Regions from separate parts of the Homo sapiens genome. Here region 2 is linked to region 1. Evidence: chromatin contacts called from ENCODE Hi-C or POLR2A ChIA-PET data. All regions are on one chromosome and are shown on one strand. Each heading gives the region's core, a stretch centred on a gene start or an enhancer-like site at or near the end of the contact. The rest is flanking DNA. Distances are from core to core; before and after follow the strand shown. Region 1 holds the start of MIF (macrophage migration inhibitory factor). Region 2 overlaps CABIN1 (calcineurin binding protein 1).

Region 1 (7,013 bases), core at 2,938-5,437:
ATGGCCAAAGAGGGCTTTATAGAAACAGTGTCAGTGGCCCAGAAATCCTGGAAATCTCCCAAGCTCCAAGGATCAGTTGATCTCTGTGTGTGTCTCCTGCACATAGAGAGCTCCACTCAGTTCTGTGGTCTTTGGGCTGGTGGCCCCAGGGGCCCCTCCCTTGGCACTTGTCCAGGTAACTGAAAAACCACTCTGATATGAGGGTTGGCCCTGCATTAATTTTATCTACTGCATTAGAGGCAGTAGGGTTGTCTCATTGCCTGCCCTGCCAGCTCCTGTGAGTGGTAGAGCCAGCCCTTCAGTGTGGGGCTGGTGGGGGAGCAGTTCCCAGTGAAGGCATTTGAGTTGCATCCCAGCAGGATACCACTCGTTTGCCCTGCTGCACAGACTGGCCTCACTGGCCTCCTAGCACTTCCCGGCTCCATCTGGAGACTTCTAAGTAGATACCTAACCACACTTCCTCATTGTCTCTGTCCCTGCCTCCCTATCCACTGCCATCAAGGCTGGCACATCAGGAACAATAGTGCCCTCCGAGGAAGGGGTGAGGGAGAGATTTCACAATTTATCAAGACCTGAGTGCAGGCACAGGCCACCTGCTGTCTCCTCCCTTCCCATGGCATTCCTTGGATTAACCGTGCCTCTGAGGATGTGAGATGTCCCTGTCATGCCTCCGTGATTGAGTATGTGGGAAGGACTTCTGATGAATCCCTTCATTTCACAGATGGGAAAAACTGAGGCCAGTAGAAGGAGCAGAGTGGGAGCCTGATCCTGATCTTGCTGGAATCGGGCTCCCAGAAGGGAGTGGGGTCTGGAGGCTGGCGGTGGGGGGTGGTGGGGAGGGAGTCTCTGCAACAAAGCAAAATTCCTGGAGGGGATGAGGTGGGACACATGCAGGGTGGGAAGTCTTGGGAAAAGCCTACATTGCTGGGCTGTCCAGAATGGACAAGTACCGAGGGGCCCCTGGTGCCACCAGCCCAACGGATCACAGAACTGGGTGGAGCTATGTCCAGAAATGGAAACCTCAGCTAACAGGACCTGGGCTGAAGCAAAGGGGCCTGTGGGTGTTGACCAGGTGGCCTCAGGGAAGGTATCCCAGAAGAATGGTGTGTGTGAGGCTTATAGTGGACAGATGGGGGACAGGCCTTGAACCTACAAAATGAGGTTCAAGGCCTGCCAGGCTGTCTGTCTGTTGCAAACAGTGGCCCTGAGGAGAGTGAGGGTCACCCTGTAGGCCGGGGGTCTTTCTCAGCAGATGACATAGTACCACCAGAGTGATGGAGAACAGGCAGATGGACCCCACACCTGTCTGTCCTGTACCTCAGAGTTTGTGGCGTTACTTGGAAATGCATTTCCAAGGCTGACCCTGCAGGTCCTGGGGCAGTCAAACAGGGGTTTGAGGAAGAGACCCACCACCTGGTGGGCAGTGGAGCCTGTGCTTTGGAGGAAATGGAGCTGGCCATGGGATGGGGGTCAATGGGGGCAGGTGTGGCTTGAAGGTGGGATGTAGCAGCTGACCTCCCCAGCAGGCAGGCCGGTTATTAGTCCCAGGGGACTTAGGAACACTTTGGGCAGGGCAAGCGGATAGGTCCCTGACCCACAGACACCCCCTTTGTTCCTGGAGTCCAAGGACCCATGACCTTGTGGATGCCCCCAGGGGGCCACAGAACCTCAGACACTCACCTGCTTTTGGAGGACAGCTCTCACCAACCCTCCTGCCCTCACACAGCAGGTGCCCAGCCTGCCCTGCCCATCTCCTCGGCCCTCAGAGTCTAACTTGCTCATGTGAGGCCACAGGGCCCTTGCAGGGGGCATGGCATTGAGTGTATGACCATGCCCTGGATCCTGGGGTCAGTGTCCTCATCTGTGAAATGAGGGAGTTGCATTAGATGCTCATGGGGCACTGCGCCCCTGCTCTCCCTATCTGTGACACAGCCGAGAGCAAAGACCGCTGAGGCGGGGTGGGAGCCAGGGGGCCAGCCAGGGCTTGGTGGGGTGTGGGGCCCGAGGCAGAAAGAGTTTGTTGTGGGGGGAACTGGGGGTCCTGGGCAAAGCTCAGCCTCAGGCCTTGGGAGGCTGGGGCTGGGGGCACCCAGGAGCTGAGGGGATGTGATAAAGGCCAGGGCCGAGGAGGGTGCCTGTTACACCACAGGTACTCAGATCCAAGAAGGAAACCTCAAGCCTGAAAGCCAGGCTGAGAGGAGTGGGACCTTCCCGCTACAGCTGGAGCCATCCCATGCCCCCCATGTCTCCCCCAGCTGGGAGGTAGACGAGGGGCTCCACCGCCCTCTCACTGAGTTAACAATGAGACTGAGGCCCTCGGCTGGCAGGGAGTAAGCTGAGGAGGGCCTTGCTTTAGAGACCTTCATGGAAGGGGTGCCCCATCCCAAGATGGGTGCCACCCTTCCAGACTCCCTGGAGCTTCTATTCTCCTTCCTCTTCCTAATCTTCACCCCACCCAGCCCCATTGCTCTTCTGGAAGGAGAGCTCGCTGTCCAGTACTGCGCGGGATGACCGAGTGAACAGGGGACTGGAGACGAGATGTGGCTGGAGACTGAGAGAAGCAGAGGAGTCACACTCCACTCACCTCCACCTCCCAAAGTGCCGGGATCACAGGCTTGTGCCACTGCGCCCAAACATAACTGAAGGTTTTACAGACATGTCTGTGGCACCACAGAACACGAACGGTCCCAATGGAAACCCCACGCCCAATTTCCTCAGGGAACTGCTGTGGCGGAGGCTTGGTGGGTGTCTGAGGGGAGCAGAACCCAAGGCGTGGGGTTCGGGGGTGGACGGGGCGGTATGACCAAGAACTCTGCACCTCCCCCACCCACCCGCCTGAAAACTCTCCTGAAGTCACCTAACAAAGTGGATGGCAGTGAGTGGCTCTGGGTGGGATCTTTCTGTCCTCTGGCTACCCTCTGCCCAACAAGAAGGCTGGGGAAGGTGGGGCTGAGAGAAAGGTCTAGGCCTAGAAGACCTCGGACTCCTCCCAACTCCAACTCCTCCTCCCCCTCTTCCGTGGTCGGCTCACCTCCAGCACCCCACGTGGTGGCCCTAGGTACAACGGATTCCGGCGGGCAGAGCGCCTTAGATCCCGAGTCTGCAGCCCAGGGCAGAGTGCCAACTTCTCCTCATCCCTTCGTACGCCATAGAATGGAAAGACACTGGGGCTCCTCTGTTAGGAGCGTAGGAGGGACAGGCTGGACAAAAGGGCTCCCGAACAGCAGGTTCGGAGGAGAGCAACCCGGCCCTGACCCCCGCCCCCAACACCGTTCCCGACCTCGCTCCCCAATATCCCGGCTCTGCACCAATTCCTCCCGCAAGCCAAGGAACCCCGAGGCACTCCTAGTCTCTAAACCGTTTATTTCTCCCCACCAGAAGGTTGGGGTGGGCGGGCCTAGAACACAGCGTGCGGCGGGTTCCCGGGTGGAGCCAGCGCAGACAGCGTGGGTCCCTGCGGCTCTTAGGCGAAGGTGGAGTTGTTCCAGCCCACATTGGCCGCGTTCATGTCGTAATAGTTGATGTAGACCCTGCGGGGGGAGGAGGCCGGACTCAGCGGGTGGCTCAGTCCCGGGCCTGGCCGCGCGCCGCCGCCCCTCCCCCGCCCCTCCGCGACTCCGCGTACCTGTCCGGGCTGATGCGCAGGCGCTCGGCCAGCAGGCCGCACAGCAGCTTGCTGTAGGAGCGGTTCTGCGCGCCGCCGATCTTGCCGATGCTGTGCAGGCTGCAGAGCGCGCACGGCTCGCTGGAGCCGCCGAAGGCCATGAGCTGGTCCGGGACCACGTGCACCGCGATGTACTGCGAGGAAAGGGCGCGGTCAGCCCGCCCCAGCGACCTCGTCGGGCCCCGAACGTCCACTTCGGGCCCGAGCCACCGTCCTCCCCCCGCCCCGCCCCCCAGCTCCGTTCAGGAGTCGCCTCCCCAGCTCCCAGCGCGGAACCCCTCGTCCGGTGGGCACCCCCCTCTTCCTGTCCCCTCCCGGCAAACCTGGGGGGGCTTGCCGGTGGCCTGCGCCAGCTGCTGGGTGAGCTCGGAGAGGAACCCGTCCGGCACGGAGGCGCGGGGCACGTTGGTGTTTACGATGAACATCGGCATGATGGCAGAAGGACCAGGAGACCCGCGCAGAGGCACAGACGCACGCGCCGCGGCCGCCGCTGAGCTACGTGCCTGACTTCTCGGACACCACTGTGGTCCCGCCTTTTGTGACGCCACCGCCGGCGCCAGGCCCCGCCCCCGCGAGGCTGCGGCTCCGCCCCGAGTGGGGAAGTCACCGCCTGCCTCGGCTCGACCCCCGCAGGGCAGGACCCTGGGCGACTCCGCCCGTTCCTCCAGCAACCGCCGCTAAGCCCGGCGCACCGCTCCAACCTGTTCTCCACTTGGCGGCTAGAAATCGGCCTGTTCCGGCCTCGCCTCGGGTCTTTCTTAGTCCTTTCACTAAGTCACCGATGTTAGTCGCCAGGAGGCGCTGTGCCGGGGGTGGGGATGCGGCGGTGAACCCGGAAGATGGCCCCTTACCCTTCCAGAGATGAAGCCCAGTTCATTCCACTGCACGCACTGAGCCCCTGTACCTCCTGTCTTTGGGCCACATGTCCTCAAGGGCTCCAGTCCCGCATGCGTGAGCTTGTGTGTTTGAGATGGGGCGGGGTAGTCATCGCGGCAGGTGAGAGGGGAGCTGCCCCTGCGAATCACCATCCAGGGAACTTCCCTGAACCCCTGCTCTTTAAAGAGGATAGGATGCTGGGAGGCACCGAAGGGAAGGAGGCGAGGTCCAGAGCAGGTTCAGTGGTTCAAACGTGCTCAGCTCCCCTTCTCTGGGCCTCTGGGCAACTTCAGCTCCTCAGGGAAGCCACACCCTAGTCAGGTCCACCGTGTATGGCCTCTCATAGAGCCCTTGGTGAATTTCTTAAATGTCTTTTCCACTAATGGTAAACTCGGGGACCATCTAGCAGGTGCCAGGCATACAAGAGACATTGACTAATACTGCTGAATGAATGAATGAATGAATGGGTGAAAGAAGATAAGCCATGACATAGCAGGAAGAGGACAAGGCAGCAACTGGATCACAGGCCAGGTCCTCAGAGATTTCCAGGGAGGTCCTGTCCTTGGTCTCTGATAGGTGCAATCCATATACCAGTCTCAGTGAAGGCCATGTGATATAGGAAGGACACCCATGCCTGTGGGACCCTCGTGGCACCAGCCAGCCTCCAGCTGGGAGGCCCCATGGCCCATTTATACAAATAGCCTATGGGTATTGGTTCCTGCAGCTGGGCCCCAGACTCTTTCCCTCCTGGTGTCACACCTTCTCTTACCTGTGCCCAGGGCTCCCTAACTGATGGCACTCCATACCATGTCTCCAGCCAGGGGCACTCCCCTAAGTCCCAGGCGCTGACAGCAGCTGACTGAGTGTCCACTGCTCTGTAAAGTCCAAATGTATGACTTGTCCTCCTACACCTCATCACCTGCCAGTAAAATATGCTTCCTTTCACTATCCCTTTATTCCCACTTCTCTCCATTCCCTGAACTACCGCCTAGTCTACACTACCTGCATCCCCTTTGGCCTGGACCACTGTGACTTCCCTATGGTGGACTGCTGCTCCTCAAGGGAGGAGTCTGTTTCCAGCCCCAGGCAGCAGAGTTAGCCCCGACTCCCTGTGCCCTATGAAAGCTGAGCAGAATTACATAAGTCACTCCAGGCAGAAGACTGAAGAGCCAGGGCCTGGTTGACCTGTGCCCTGTGAACCTGAATGACAAGGTGCAGCCTCGCCAGCAAGCACATGAGCTGCCCCTGGAGGTGAGCCCCTGCCAATCTCAGGTTGTTACCATAACAAAGGGTTGCCTTACCTGGCCAGTGACGGAGCAGGAGCATTGCCATCTTGAACAAACACCACCATTCTAAGTTCCCCCTTAATTAAAAGCCGCCTAAATCCAGCCCGAAAATATCAGCCTAATAGCTAATGTCAGCATAACCAGAAACATTCCAACCCTAAGATAAACCCTTCTCTGACCAGAAACATGCCAACCCGGAGACAGCCTCCCTTCTGACCAGAGACATTCCATCCCCGCAATAAACTTTCCCTCACACAGAAACATTCAGAACCTATGATAAGAACCCCCTCCAAAACCCTTAAATATCCTTAGTTTGTAAGAGAGTGTGGCTCTGACCTAACTTGGCCAGAAGCCCCTCTCAAGTTTGTTTTCCAAAATAAACCTGTCCTTGTTGACTGTCGAGCCACCCTTGGTGTTTCTTTCCTCTTTAATTCTTATAGCCAGGACAGCCTCTGAGCCACTTGTCATCTCCTTGTACCCTCCCCAGCTGTTTCCAGTGGCAGTCAGCCTCATCCTTCTAGAAGGGTACCCAAAGAAGTGATATGATTTGCCTCTTACTAGCATGGACATTTGGCTCACTTTCCCCATCTGTAATTTGGGGATGACAATAGTGTTCACCTGACATAGAGGTGTTATGAGCACCAAGTGGCCTAAATGCCAATGACAGTCTCCTCTGATACTAGGGGTAGTACTGTCACAAGGCCCTGGGGTAACCCGGTCCCTGTGAGCCTCCGCCAACCCTCCCTGGTTCTCTGAGTTATGGCGCACTGTCCTTCAGTACCATGGCTCCTGGCTCCAGGGTTGGGGGTTGGTTCTGAAATCCAGTTTGCCCACATTTTCCCTCATCTGACTCCAACTCATCCTTCAGTTCTTGGCTCAGCCTTAGTTCCTTGGGAAAGCCCCCGGAGCACCTGGCTTGGTCCATTCCCACACGTGCCCAGTACCTGTCCTGTCCTTCGAGGCTATCTCCATATTTCTGAGTTAAGACTGCATGTCTAGGCGGTAAACTCCATCCCAGTGGGGACAGTCTCTTTTTGGGCATTGCTGTATGCATACCTCCTGACCCCTTACCTCCGTGGTAGGCAGATGACCCCCTGCCCACTAAAGAATAGCAGGGGGAGGACAAGCACTAATCCCTGGAACCTACAAGTATGCCATGTTACCTGGCAAAAAGCACTTCACAGATG
Region 2 (7,013 bases), core at 2,623-5,122, 250 kb before region 1:
GCTCTCTGATGGTGAAAGCAAGGGAGGGACAAGAGAGTCCACCTCCTGGAGAGGCAAGGAGGAGCAAGGACACAGTCTGACACTCTTGCTGTCCCTCCCCATCACATGTCCACAGCAGACATCACTGCTGGAACAGAGAGCTTAGATGTGACCTCTGAATTTCCAACGACATAGTGGCTGAGAGTGCAGGCCTTGGATTCAGACAGACCTTGAATGGTAGCCTGGCCACTTGCTAGCTTGTGATCTTGGGCCATTATTCCCTAGGCTTCTGCACCTTGTTCAAAGGGACACAATAGCACCAGGCTCCCATGGGGCCCTGGCCCACTGTGTCAGGAATACTGGCAATTGCTGCTGCAGAAGACAAGCACTTGACAAGCATCCCTTTGGCAGCATTCTCTCCCGGCACCCAGAGCAGCCAACCAGTTGGGGAGTGGCACTGACCTGAGCCCCTTTTGACCACACAGCTGGCCCAGGGCCTGAAAACAGCCATAAGCACTGCTGTCCAAGGGGAAGAGCGAGGCCTCTGATGGCCCAGGGGGCAGAGGGTAGAAAAGGGCTTTGGTTTTCCCAGCCTGCAGAGCCTATTGGTAACAACTTCCCCGTCTGTACAATGAGGATGATAATAGTACCTAAGCCTCACGGACATGCTATGTCACCTAAGGAGGCACCCCCCGATCAAGCCCCCAATAAGTGCTGGTCCTGCCACTGCTACTATGGGCCGCTACTCTCTGCCAGGCCCCCAACAAGGCCAGGCACAGCCAGGCCCAGCTGCTGTGGCACTGCAGGCAGGGTAGCATCCTCCATTGTCACTGCTCTCAGCCTCAAGAGCCCCAGCCCAGGACACGCCTGTAGGCTACCAAGGAAAAATGGTACAACCCAGCTAGCCAGCCAGTTGGAGCCACACCAAAAGGGGGTGGGGGCTCAGGCTAGCAGACAGTGTAGTCCCGCAACCCAAGGGAATCCCTGCTTGATGCCACAGCCTAGCACTGGTTCCCTCTCAGTCTGGAATCCCAGCCTCACCTCCTATGGTAGGGCTAGATGCCCACATCCCCCTGCCCACTGCTACCTAATTCCATCCTCCCCATCCAGCCAATGGGCCATTCAGATAACACTCCTGTCTAGGACAGCTGGGCCAATCCCGGTGTAGGAACCAGGGGGCCCCTGACTTGAGGCTACCAGTCACAACGCATGGGCTTCCACACTATACATAGTGAAGTACACACCCCTCCTCCAGCACAGACTAGTGATAGGACCATGGCCAAGTCACTTTACTTCCTAGCACCTCTTTGAAAGGTGACTACTAATCCAGGCTTGCAGGCTGGCCTGTGGACCTGAGCCCTTTTGGACCACACAGCTGGCCCAGGGCCTGGCACACAGCAGGTATTATGCTCCTTGAAGTGTGAGCAAAGGGACAAGCAGCGGTGGCATGAAAATTGGTCACAACTGGTCCTGAGAGGGGAGAAGGTGATATGGGACTGACTTGGGGGAAGGAGTGAGGCTATTACAAACCAGCTCTTCCTATCCCCATGTTCCCTGGCCCTGATGAGAGAAGGTAGGCAGGAACACCCTGTGTGGACAGTCCTGGGGCTTGTTTACCTGCTGGGAGGCAACTCAGATCTGCTTGCAGCCTGGAGTGGTGTGGGGCACCAGGAATTGAGTGGAGACCAACACTTCTTCCCTAGGTTGTGCTTTGGTCTTCACTGATGTCTGCCTGCAACAGGCTCTGAACCTGGGGCTGGCGCCTGGGGGCAGGGGCTGACCACAGGCCCACCAGGGAAGGTACCTCTCTTACAAGCCAGAGGGATGGAGAGAGAGAAGGGGCAAGTCAGGCTGGGGCTGGTCAGGGAGGTGATGTCAGGTCTGGCCCTGCAACAGGAGACAGATGTCTCAGGCACAGACCTTGGGGCCTGGCCACAGCTGGGTTCCTGGGTGACTGAGTCAGGATATACCTGTTCCCCTTGCTCTGGGGCTGCTAATTCCCAGTCATTCGTCCTAGGGAATTCTTGAGGATGAGAGGAATTCAGTCACTAGGCACTCCCTGCCTGCTGAGCTAGGAGAGGTTTTGGGAGGGCAATGGCAATGCTGTCCTAGATGAGGTCCCTGCCTTGGGGTGTCCAGGTCTGCTGGGCTCCAACAGCCTCCTTCTGGACTACTGGCTCTCTCTGAGGAGAGAGGCACTGGCTGAGACCTGCTCTGGAAGGTGGGTCCACTGTACCCACCCCTAACATATACCTCACATCTGCTCACTGGGTGCAGGGAGGGGGTTCCTCCAAGGTTACACAACCAACTGGTGGCGAATTAAAGTACAATGGGCATGACTGATTCTTGCTGAGAAGGACAGTACCCTGGGCTTTGGAGACTTTCTCTCCTTCCCCCCAACTCTGGCAGGTATGGGGTACCAGAAATTGGGTGGGGAGGCCCTTCCTCCCTACCAGACCACATCAAGGCCTTCAGTGAGCACTCAGGCTCCAGGGCTGGGACAGCACAGGGCATAAATGTTTTCAAGAAACAAAGACAGCTCATGATGACTGTACCTCCCATCAGTTTAAGCAACACAGTCAGGACAAACAGAACCACCTGTGGCAGCCGCCAAGTAGGAGAGAACATGGCAGACCCTGGGTAGACAAAGGGGACTGGCTACCGGTGTGGGAAGAGGCTCAGCCTCCCCACTCACATGGGAGACACACACTGAAACCACCTGGGGTTTTTTGGCACACTCCACAGATAGGCCAAAATGAAAGTCATCTGTGGTTCTGAGTCCTGGGAGGGGGTGGGGCAAGGGCTGGTGGGAGGGCATCTGGCCTGGCTCTGCCAAAACACCTGGCAAGGTGTGGAAGCGCTTGGCTGTGGGGACCTGTGTCCTGGCCTCCAACTTCCAGGCATTTGTCCTGGAGACCCCGGCACAGGTGAGAAAGGAGATCAGAGATAGCAGCATTCTTTTTCTAATAGTGGAAAACCAAAAGCCACCTATCCGCTAGGAAGAGGGGAGGTAGACCACCAGGACAACCAGACAGTGGAGTGCTATGCAGCAGTGACCAAGAACAGGAAGTTTGACCACCATCCACAGGCACCAAAGACTGGGCCAGGCCTCACAGAAAGAGACCTGTGTGGTGGGTGTGACGGCTAAGGCCACCATCCACATCTCAGGCTGCTCCATTCAAGCCAGGGCAGGGCCTTGAGCTTATGGAGGCCCCAGCCAGGTGTGAGTTGGAGCTCCTCCTGCTCCGTGCTTCAGTCACATCCTAGCACTGGCCTCTAGGATCCACAGATAAGCCCCAAGGCCTCCATGCAGGCCCATCTCCAGACCTAAGGGTGATTTGTGTGGCATGCCAAGTGTGTGATGATAGCTTTCATCCACCTGTCGGGACCACTCTGCTTACGGGTAGCCCAAGCTGAGTAAGGGGTAGAGTGGCTGGGAGCTGTGCCTGCCTGTGCCCAAAATCTGTGCTCTTCTCAGTGATCTTGGGACCTGGGGGCTGCCCACCTGAGCAGCGGCAGGAGCAGCTTTAGGGGAGACACCACACTCAGGGAGGCCACAGTAGGCCGGCACCTCCCTTCCACTCACACTCAGGCCACCATTGCTGCCTGCCCCACACGGCCTCAGAAGCAGGAGGCAGTACCAGCCTGGCCCTGAGCTCCCTTTGCTTCTTTCAGAGGCTGGAAACTGGGTTGAAACAAGAAAAAACCCTGCCTGCTAAAATAAGCAAACATTTTGGGGAAGGAAGGAGAACCATCTCTGTCTGGTTTGGTTACTATGGGAACGTTTCTGAATCAACTACAAGACAGGGAGAGAAGTTCACCCTGGACAAAGCAGCCTGGCTCTGGCCCATGCAGGCTTGCCTGCCAGAGGTGTGTATGCCTGCGGGGGGAGCCCCAGAAGCTTCTGGGCACCCAGACACAAACCCTCAGCCTCCATGGTGTGGGTAGCCACCCCAGCAGCACCTACCACCTAGCTTGGTGCCTGCTTTCCTGGTCCCCTCTGCTCAGGGAGGACGGTGTGTGGAACAGTGGGACCCAAGACATGCCATCTTCACTCCTCCTCATGTTCAACCACAGTGCTGAGCCCTGCTACACGTCCATCTGTGCTGCTGTGGGGGCCAGCCAGTCATGGGGCAGTTCCCATTTGCAAGGAGTTCCTGTCAGCAAAGCTGACATAGGAACCCAAGGTCCCACTCACTCGATCCTTAGCACCCATCCCATTCTCTGGTCCCTTAAACTCCCCAGGAAGGTTCTGTCAGCAGCCCAGCCTAAGGAGTTCCCCCGAGGGTGCCTCTAATCCTAGCCTTCCTCTCCTGCCCCCTTTCTGGCTGAGCAGCACCCCACCCTGCATGGGAGAGCCCAGCTCCCTGTCCCTCCTACATGCCCTGTAGCACGTTATGAAGGCCCCGCATGGAGACATGCAGGCAGTGCTCTACTGTCAGCCTTGAGCATCCTGTGGCCAGGGCCAAGGCTTTGCCTGACTCCTACAACATCCAGCACTGGCTGATCCAGGAGAATGAGCTTGGAGACCAACTGCTGAGGGGAAAGGGATGAATGAAATTAATCCACAAATATTCATGTGGGCATCTCCTCTGGGCCAGGCCAGGGGACTTAGGAACACAGCAACAGCACAAAGACGCACAAACCAGGAGACTGTGAGAGCAGACACTGGGCCCATACATGTGTCCACCCAAGGAGACTGGGCAGCAGCTGCAGAGAGCAAAATGACCTGACCTTCTCACATGGAAACTTCTCCAAGACTTGGTGTCATGGAAAAAGCAAAGTCGCTAAAAAGCACACACGCACACTTTTTTTTTTTTTTTGACACGGAGTCTTGCTCTGTCGCCCAGGCTGGAGCGCAGTGGTGCAATCTCAGCTCACTACAACCTCCGCCTCCTGAGTTGAAGGGATTCTTCTGCCTCAGCCTCCTGACTAGCTGGGACTACAGGCATGCACCACCACGCCCGGCTAATTTTTGTATTTTTAGTAGAGATGGGGTTTCGCCAGGCTGGTCTCGAACTTCTGACCTCAGGTGGTCCACCCACCTCTGCCTACCAAAGTGCTGGGATTACAGGCGTGAGCCACTGCACCCAGCCACACACGCACTTTTTAAAAAGCCGCACGACACATCTGTTTTTGTACACACAGACCCAGAAAAAGATAACAGCTTGGCTGATCACAGAAGCACCTCTGAGAAGGGCACAGTGCCTGGCGATGGGCAAACAAAGGTATGTGGACTCTATGTGTCTGAACTGTTGGCAGTGAAAATGTGGTCTTATATCACTGTGATATTATGATATATATGACAAGATATATATATGTTTGTTCATCCATGGTTGCTGGCTCCTAACTCCCATAGCCCTTGTTACTGTAAAGAGAATCTCTCTTTTTCTGACCTTCTCCTGCCCTTCTTTCCACTTGCCCAAGACAGGACTCTAATTTGATTGTGGGCCATAAGACCTTCATTCCAGATAAGAGTCCTGCCCCACATCCTGGAGGAAGGAATGCTGCAGAGAGGGCAAGAAGAATCTGAACAGACAGGCCTTGTTGGGTTTAGATCATAATCTTTTTGTCCAATAACATTTTGACATAGTTGTCCATGTTTCAATCATGCCTGTGAAGTCTCCATAAAAGGCCAAAGAGGACAGGTTCCTGAGCTTCCAGATAACTAAATACATGGAAGCTCCTGGTGGGTGGTATGCCTGGAGAGAAACAATTACAGGAGGATAGAGCCTTCCCTGTACCCTCCTATAACATCCCTTATAATAAACTGGGAAATGTGTTTCTCTGAGTTCTGTGAGCCACTTCGGCAAATTAAACCCAAAGGGGGTTGTAGGAACATCAACTTGAAGCCAGTCAGTTAGACATTTCGGAGGCCCAGACTTGTGACTAGTGACTGATGTGGGGGATGTTTTGAGGACTAAGCCCTCAACCTGTGGGATCTGACACCATCTCCAGGTGTTGAAATTGAGCCTGGGCAATATAGCAAGACTCTGTCTCTATAAAAAACTTAAAAATTGGCTGGGCATGGTGGTGCATGTCTGTAGTCCCAGCTATCTGGCAGGCTGAGGTAGGGCCCCCAAGGGCCTAGGTGACACAGCACGATGCTGTCTCTTAAATCTGCCCCCCATTTGGTCACAGAAGTCTTCTGTTTGTGTTGACTGCTGTGTTGGTGTGAGAACAAAGGAAAAGGGGTTTGAATTTTTCCTAAACTACAACTCTCACAATTTTCAAAAATTATCATTAAAAAATAACAGAAGGCACGTGCCCCCCACCCAAGCTCTAAGGATGACAGGCTGAGCAACACAAAGGCTGGGCAGTGTGGATGGCCCAGGACAGTGGGTTGAGAGGGATAGGGATTAGGGTGCTGATGTCCCCAGTCTCAACCTCCCTTTATCTCCTCTCAAGGGCCAGCACCCACCTACTGCCTTTGCTTCCCACTAGACTAAGCAGTAAACCCCAGTGCAGGCTAGAAGAGAGGTGAGCCAGTCTGCTCATCCCAGCCTAAAGGCTATCTACCAGAGACATGGCCCCATCCCAGCAGAGTCAGCCAAGGGCTGCCCTAAATGCTCCTTCATAAACACGTTAGTATGCAGTTTCCCCAGACTTGGGAATATGCCAGATAGACTCATTTGCTGAAAGCATTCAGGAACTGCCCAGCATTTCTTGACATACTGGACACTAGGCATAGCTCAAGGAGCACAAGTAGCCCAAACCTATCTCTAAAGAGAAGAGGTAAGAAAGCAGAGGAGGACAGAGGCCCCAAACGATGGTAAAAGCAGCAGGTCACTGGGAAGCATGGAGGAACAAACAACTGTCCTGGAAGTGGCAAAACCACCAAAACACCCAGTCTGGGCTGGGGTGGCCCTGATCTTCAGGGGCTTCCAGGTGCAGGGATGGCATTGCCTATGTGCCAGGCCTACATGAGGCTGTACCAGCCTTCCCTCCCACAGGCACACAACCTCAGACTGCTTTTCTGCAAGACTCATTTTGGAAGGTCCCAGAAACTAAGGAGGAGGTGCAGGGAGTGAGCC

Evidence for each region. Hi-C counts contacts between places; a loop is a spot of excess contacts on that map. ChIA-PET counts read pairs that join two places held with the same protein, here RNA polymerase II (POLR2A). Pooled maps may share reads with other maps.
Region 2: a pooled map shows a loop between it and region 1 (2.4-fold over the local background). The contact joins the enhancer-like site here to the promoter of MIF in region 1. A Hi-C loop is called at or near these places in 1 of 168 maps with a recorded cell type or tissue (naive thymus-derived CD4-positive, alpha-beta T cell), 8 of 37 single-sample maps with no recorded cell type and 12 of 50 pooled maps. POLR2A ChIA-PET finds 5 or more read pairs at or near these places in 11 of 52 experiments (AG04449, B cell, CD4-positive, alpha-beta T cell and 6 more).

The regions. Positions count from the first base shown.
Region 1 is chr22:23,891,557-23,898,569 of GRCh38, reverse strand. It overlaps MIF (macrophage migration inhibitory factor), which reads right to left and starts at 4,187. Exons shown (of 3, transcript NM_002415.2): 1 at 3,988-4,187; 2 at 3,626-3,798; 3 at 3,347-3,530. The coding sequence starts at 4,095. The coding sequence ends at 3,464. MIF-AS1 (MIF antisense RNA 1) reads left to right here. Exons shown (of 3, transcript NR_038911.1): 2 at 2,460-2,741; 3 at 3,038-4,860. RefSeq lists enhancers at 2,897-3,704, 3,705-4,512.
Region 2 is chr22:24,137,355-24,144,367 of GRCh38, reverse strand. The region is part of intron 29 of CABIN1 (calcineurin binding protein 1); the gene reads right to left. Among named protein-coding and RNA genes, the nearest start is that of SUSD2, 41 kb to the left of the region's middle. RefSeq lists an enhancer at 1-217. Within about 2 kb of position 3,872, at least 10 of the 41 ENCODE cell types and tissues checked have a DNase peak (open chromatin) inside an H3K27ac peak, as active enhancers do; they include CD4-positive, alpha-beta T cell, where a contact is called at or near this core.